Regions from separate parts of the Homo sapiens genome. Here region 2 is linked to region 1. A link is a contact called in ENCODE Hi-C data. All regions are on one chromosome and are shown on one strand. The core of a region is the stretch at or near the end of the contact, and the rest is flanking DNA. Distances in the headings are between cores, read along the strand shown.

What was found. Hi-C counts contacts between places; a loop is a spot of excess contacts on that map. Pooled maps may share reads with other maps.
Region 2: a pooled map shows a loop between it and region 1 (7-fold over the local background). The contact joins two enhancer-like sites. A Hi-C loop is called at or near these places in 2 of 37 single-sample maps with no recorded cell type and 5 of 50 pooled maps.

What each region holds. Positions count from the first base shown.
Region 1 is chr6:111,836,295-111,839,792 of GRCh38, reverse strand. The region is part of intron 2 of FYN (FYN proto-oncogene, Src family tyrosine kinase); the gene reads left to right. Among named protein-coding and RNA genes, the nearest start is that of FYN, 35 kb to the left of the region's middle. RefSeq lists an enhancer at 1,782-1,871. Within about 2 kb of position 1,857, at least 4 of the 41 ENCODE cell types and tissues checked have a DNase peak (open chromatin) inside an H3K27ac peak, as active enhancers do.
Region 2 is chr6:113,629,014-113,632,511 of GRCh38, reverse strand. All of the region lies in intron 1 of LINC02541 (long intergenic non-protein coding RNA 2541), which reads left to right. Among named protein-coding and RNA genes, the nearest start is that of LINC02541, 19 kb to the left of the region's middle. RefSeq lists enhancers at 157-206, 1,077-1,216, 1,237-1,536. Within about 2 kb of position 1,656, at least 16 of the 41 ENCODE cell types and tissues checked have a DNase peak (open chromatin) inside an H3K27ac peak, as active enhancers do.

The DNA.
Region 1 (3,498 bases), core at 608-3,107:
CTCTAGGTCATCTTCCATTTGAGAGCCCTTCAGTACCTGAAAACCCAACCCCTGAAAAATCCTTTTTTCCTAGTCCAAGAGCCCTAGTTCTTATAACTTTCTTGCATTAGCTGGTGTCAGGAATCCCGTCATTCTGGTCACTTCCTCCTGGATACATTGCCTTTATATCACTGTCTTTTTGAAAACATGGCTCTTGGACATGAACACGGTACTTACAAGATGGTTTGACCAGTGTAGAGTAAGAGGTTACTATCAGGTCTCCTTAGGTGCACATTTTCTGCATCAGTATAGGCTATACTGATGCAGACCAATATTACATCTCTCATCGAGTCACTTTATCATATCTTCAGCTTGCATTGAGCTTATGTGTGATAAAAATCCTTAGGACTTCTTAAGTATGAATTGCTTTAAACTCATCTCCTTTCCCCATGCTACATAGGAGATCTGGATTTCTGTCAGTAGCTGGATGGTATAGCTTGGGATCCAGAATATAGACCAGATAGGGATCTAGAGAACAAACAGATCCATGAGCTGGGGCATGCTCATGGGAATGGTACCAGCAGCAGAGTAAACAGAAGGCAGTTTGGATAATCTGGTAAGACATAGTACAGAGGAAACTCTTCTATAGGTGGCTGTCTAGATGGACAGAAGTTTGGCAGCAGAAATGTATGGCTGGGCATGTCGTAGAGCCAGATGAGAGGCATGCAGATGTGCAGGGACTTCAGTTCAGAAGCTAATGCAAAGAGCTGAGTCCAAAAGAATGAGTTATAGAGTCAACTACTGAAATGAGGTAGGCCCCAAGACAGATACTTGAGCCCAGAGTAAAAGGAAGCCCCGGTCTGAAGTCAGAATCGTAAAATTGATATGATTCTGAATGTCTGTGGCTGAAAGCCATACCCACCCAGAGTCTGGAGACAGGATCACTGGCAGAACTTGTAAACAGGATGAGTTGTTTCCATTCAGTAAACAACTGAACGTGAGGCAAGTGATAACACCATCCTATCCACACATACCATAGATTATTTACAATTGAAAGCAAGATTTTATCTGTTAATTTGGAGAGGAAGATGGTGTTCTTTTGGTCAGTTGTGGCTGTCATTCTAACCTATTTAAGTCTTTTAAAATCTCTATTCTGTCGTCCAATTAATTAACTATCTCCTTTCAACTGTGAATTATTTGTGACTGCTATAAGCACATCTTGATGAAAACATTGACCAGGGACAAATGTGCAAAGCCCTGTTCCAAGGACCTCTCTCCAGGTCAGTGTTGTTCTTCTGTGATGTTAGTGTCTTTGGGTATGGCCATTCAGTCACTGAGGCCACTAAAGTGAATTATCACTTGGACCAGGGTTTCCCATCTTGCTTGGATATGTTTTTGAGTGACTATCAGGTGCTTTGCTGACATCAAGGTATTCTGCATTTGTGATCTGTCATAATAGTCTTGTGAAACTGCCCTGAGATGGAGCAGTACCATGGGAAGGGAAAGTTGGTAGGGTGCTTAGTCAGTCACTACTGTGAGTGGAGAGGTCCCTGGATGTCCTCATTGATGTTAGTAGGTTTAAATCTTGAGTCCCACTTCCTGTAACATACCCAAATATTAGCCCATGGGTGATTTTTTTAAAGGAGGGACTGGAATCTTGCATTCAGATGAGGAGTACTAATCTTACTAGGGTAATGAGGGTTAAGTGTTCACCTCTACTAAAGACTGATCCTCCTTTGTGGGTATGTGTGGTCTGTGGAGAGCAGCTCCCACTGTTGGGTGAGCATGATGGCTTTTCGGAAGATCTAGGGGCGTTCATTAAGTTGTGAAATGTGTCACTACTGAATACAGTCAGAGTGTAAAGTGAAAGAAAGTGAGATGCTGCGTGGATCAGTGATGATAACAGAAGGGATAAAACAGCAATTTGTGCATTTGCATAGTCCCTCCAGATAAGGCTGCCATGAGAAAGTGAGATGGTTTCAGGGTGGAACATGAGGCAGCGTCGTGTGGTGGAAAGTATGTGAGCCTTGGGGGCTTGAGGAAGTCCTGACCGTCTCACCAAAGAGCTAGGCCACGGGAGAAGCTGACAGTCATCAAGAGTAAGGTGCAACTGTGAAGAGTGTCTGAAGTGGAGGCACAAAGTGCCGTGAAATCCCCAACAGGAGTTAGATGAAGAGATGCCAGTGAGGGGAGAAAATCATCATCATTTACCAACTTCTACTTGTTGTACCCCCTTTCTTTGGTCAGTACTGGCCATGGATGGACTAACTCCCAACTTTGACGTCGAGTGGATTCATACACAGGGTAGAAGAATGGCAAGAGGGAAGGCACCTGTCCGTATTGTTTTTTCTGTTGCTGTGTGTCAACATAGATAATGCTACGGTAATTGAAGACAAAACCTTTGTGTCGGGGGAGGATTTTGTCCATCTTTAGAATATTCTAAAGAGTAGGAGTAGGGGAAATGTAATTTAAAAAAAAAGCAAAACTGAAGTACCTGCCACTTTCCCCATTCTACTGTTACCAGATGAGGGAAAAAACATTTTTTTCTTTTACAAGAGAGTTTGATGTACATCAAAGTGCCGCTTACCGCAAAAAAGTAAATTTGATAATGAGAAAAAGTTTAAACAGCCCTTAGGTATTGAAAATAAAGTAACTTATAAAACCCACTCGTAAAGTTTAGAAGTCGTTATGGTGACCGCAGTGAGGTGCTAGGTGTGGGAAGGCCTCACTGGTAAAGTGTCAGGAGTGTTTTTTTTATATATGGCCCATGAACTGGTAGGACAAAAAACTTTTGACAGTTATCATAATATTTATTCTGTTTTCTTATATTTGGTATTAATAAATATTGGCTAACTAGCCAATCATATATCTTTACAGTATTCCATTTTTACAGTGGCCAAGAAAATATAATTAGGCTTTTGTGTTTTCTAGATGATACTGTTTAATAACAACAACAAATACTATATAATGTTCTTGGCTCATTTCAGAACCAACAGAGCAAAATGTGTCCGTTCAGAAAAAAGCATTTGTTGTTTTTCTTTGTTTCTTTTTTGAGACACAATCTCACTTTGTCAACCAGGCTGGAGTGCAGTGACACAGTCACGGTTCACTGCAGCCTCAACCTCCTGGGCGATCCTCCCACCTCAGCCTCCCTAGCAGCTGGGACTACAGGTGCCTGCTACAGCGCCTGGCTAATATTTTTTATTATTTTTGTAGAAACAGTGTCTCCCTATGTTGCCCAGGCTGGTCTTGAACTCCTGGGCTCAATTCATCCTCCCACCTTGACCTTCGAAAGATCTGAGATTACAGACATGAACCACCGCGCACAGCCTAGCATTTGTTTTGTTGTTGTTGTTGTTGTTGTTGGAAATATAATTTAAAAATTTTTCTTTTGGGGGCTAAAGCCCAAATCAGTTAATATCTGAGGCCTATTTGCATGTAAATATTAGGCAACCATCATTCACTGGATGTTTAACCCATGAGTATCACTCCATATCTCAGCTGAGATTCGAGATAGTG
Region 2 (3,498 bases), core at 407-2,906, 1.8 Mb before region 1:
GCACTGCAGCAGCACCGGGACTTGACAGCCCTACGGCTCGATCAGCTTTCTGTTTTCATTGCCTTACGATGCCATGAGTGGAACTATTGTCAAATCAGAGTTCACTCCCCAGCTTTTCAGTCTTTCCCCTAATTCTTGCTCTATCAGAGGTCGAGGACAACAGTATAATGATTCATAGGTTCTACTTCCTGGCAAGTAATCATTTTCCCACGGTGAGTAATGATTTATGCTGAGAGGGGTAAAGAATTGTGATTTGCTTTTTTCTGTGTGGCCTTTCTGCTGACAGAGGGTTGGCTAGGAATACTTTTTTTTTCCATTTGTAAGGCCATCTAGAAAATGTTTTAAAGCATTTTAATTTTTTAAACATAGGCTCTTTAAATATATATATTATTCATAGAGAACTGGAATAATCCCCTCATATACTTTGTTAAAAAACAAAGACAATTTTGAAATTTCCTTTTTTATGTTGGCATGTGAGGACTCGGTGTGCCTCATAGAAGTCAAGAGCTGTAGAGGCCCACTACAACCCCACTTTTTAGATGGGAACACTGAGACCTGGAGAAGTTACTTGAGTTGTCCATTTCCACAGAACTGGCTAGTGACAGAGACAGATTGAAGCTTAAATTAGCTCATCATAGGCTATGATTTTATCTAACTTTAGGCTTACTTGTACCATGTCATAAGGGGAAATCTAGGTTTAAAGAAGTCCATGACTTTCACAGTGAACCACATGAATTAATGACAGAAGGGCCAAGGCAGAAGCATAGTAATTGGTATCGGATGGACCTTGGCTTGAATCGTGGCCCTGGAACTGGATGATGTTGGCTAATTTACTTAATTTATCTGAGTATGTTTTCTCACTTTACAGATGAGAATGGGGATAATAATGTCAATTTCATATCATCTGATGTAAGAGTAAGAGATAAGGCATGCAAGGCTCCTGACACATGGTAGGCTTTCAATAAACAGAAGCTCTAATTATTTTTTAAAACTAAGCGACACCTGTCCTTGCTCTCTGGGTTTCCTTTTCAAAGCAGCCCTAGTTATACTTCGCACTATCTTAGAACTTTGCTTTGTCAGACTCAACAGTTAGTTTTCTCAAGCCACTACTGAAATTTTTCCCTTAGTACTCTGCATCTGAGTTGTCTCATTTCCTGGAGGCCCTGTCACAGGCCAGTAGGCTGTTACAGAACATGATCTGAAACCTCACTGGCAAGGGAAGTCCCCTTCAAAAGAGGCATTTTTTTCCCCTTCTGGAGTTTCACGCTTCTCTTTCAGATTATGTAGGCAACCCCTCAACCGGAGGACACAGATGAAGGTCCTGCCCCGATTGTCCTGTGGACAGTGTGGGTGCAGTGGGGAGGCTGAGGGTCTGGGCATATTTGCCCCATATGTCGTCACTGCCACCATTTCTGCCTCTGTACCTCCATGTCCTTTCAGCTTCCCCACAAATGGCCTTTGTTTTTTTTTTTCTCTTCCCTTTGGTCTCCCCCTCCCACCTCACCAGGACCAACTCTTGAAACACCCAGTGGGAAATTTAGAGGAGTCTGTGATACGTGGGGGAGTATTGGAGCTTTGCATTTCTGTGTTTTCTTACTTCCTTTAGAGCTCACAGGGATTTCCTAAGCAGTCTCTTCTGTGCCCAGTGGCCAAGACTGGCTCCCTCCCCCTGTGATGGGGAATTGCCACCTAGGTGCAGGTGGTTCTTCTTTTACTTCTTCTTTTCTAAAAAACACAGTTACAAAAATATACACCTTATGTTCAGGTCTTGCAATGAAAAAAATTGCTCTAGTGATTTTTGTAGTATTTTTTCTATAACTGAAATGCTATTTACATATCATGATAAGAGATAGTCCATTTCATTAAATGGGCTCATTCCTTTAATTGAAGTGTGTGTGTGTGTGTGTGTGTGTTTATTGGCATACTTTCTAGATATTTTGTCACCAGGGAATTTCCCACTTGAGTATATGTTGTAACATAAGTGAATAGTCTGCAATATTTTTTTTGAGACAGAGCCTTGCTATGTTGCCTAGGCTGCAATATTTTTTAAACATTAATATTTACATAGAGATTTGTACTAAGTGTTTTGAAAATCCTTTAAATCACATTAAATATCATAAAAGAGATTTTTCATAATTAGAAAATATAGCCTCAATCCCATCCTTTTATTGTAATGATTGGTTTCATTTTCATATATTAACTTTCATTTTTTATTCATGTATTATAGTTTCATTAGGGTAGGGTCTAAAATTTGTGCTATCAAAATGAAACTAGCTATTGCTTCACGTTTACTGCAATAAGCCCACCTGCTTTTCTGATTTTGTGTGCACTGTCCTCTGTGAACTGTAATGGACCAAGTAACTATGAAACCAACATCTTCTTCCCTAGAGGATGGTCCCCTGGGAAGCCCCTGGATCAAGCTCCAATTCTGGCAGCTTCTCTTTCTTTTAAGAACAACAGATAAAGTTCCAGCATGGCTTATTTTATTTATTCCACCAATATGTATTCAGAGTGTACTAAATATTGAATGCTACTATGTTAATTGGGGACACAGGATGTATAATCACTTTGACATATTGAATATGGAGGGAAAACACAGGGAGGAAACTATTTTGGTGCTTTTGTGATTCTGTAAGTGGCTCAGAGTCAATTAGAGGAAAACATGATCTCTGTTTTTGGGTTCTGCAAGGTTGGAAGAAGTGGATGTGGAGATAAAGTAAAATGAGGGGCATGGTAAACTGTGGCCTGGTGGTGGGGTGGAGTTTGTATTTCAGGATACATAAAGTAATGAGCCCTATGATTAATAAAGCTAAGTTGAATACCTAACCCATGGGTTGGATAGCTTAGTATCTGGGACAATAAACTAGGAGTTTTGTTTATTTGTTGGTGAGTGGGGGAGGTGGGTATGGGAGATTTAAACTGAATTAGCAGGATTGAATCTCACTGAAAAGGAGGGAAAGAAAATTCTAACAGATTTCAGGAAGACAGAACTTTATTGCTTATGTAACCAAAAAGTCCCAGGCTGGAATTGACCTCAATTTTAGCTGAAATTAACTCTTTCAACAAAAGTTCTGTAAGTTTGCCTTTTTTCAGCTTTTGACTTAGCTTTCTTCCTTATTCTATTTTAGGCAGCCTTCCTCACATGATGGCAAAGATGGCTATAAACATTTATGGCTTAAATTCTACAAGTTTTGAAGCTTTGTTGGGAAGTATATGTCCTTTTTGCTTTGTTTGGCCCAGCTTGGCCAGTCTCAATCCATATGGTTTGGATGGGGGCTAATCTTGGAGGCAGGTGGTGGGATTGGCCCTTATCCAAACCATATCAATTGAGAATGGCAAATGGTACTTCTTCAAGGGGAAGGAATGTGTTGTGTTATCAGGAGAGGCGTGCTGGGTAGGTGAAAACCAAGAATGACCACAATGCAGATCCCTTTGAGGATCTGTTGAAAGAAATGGACCTTCTCTCTTTAGAAAAGTACTCTTGGCTGGGTGTGGGGG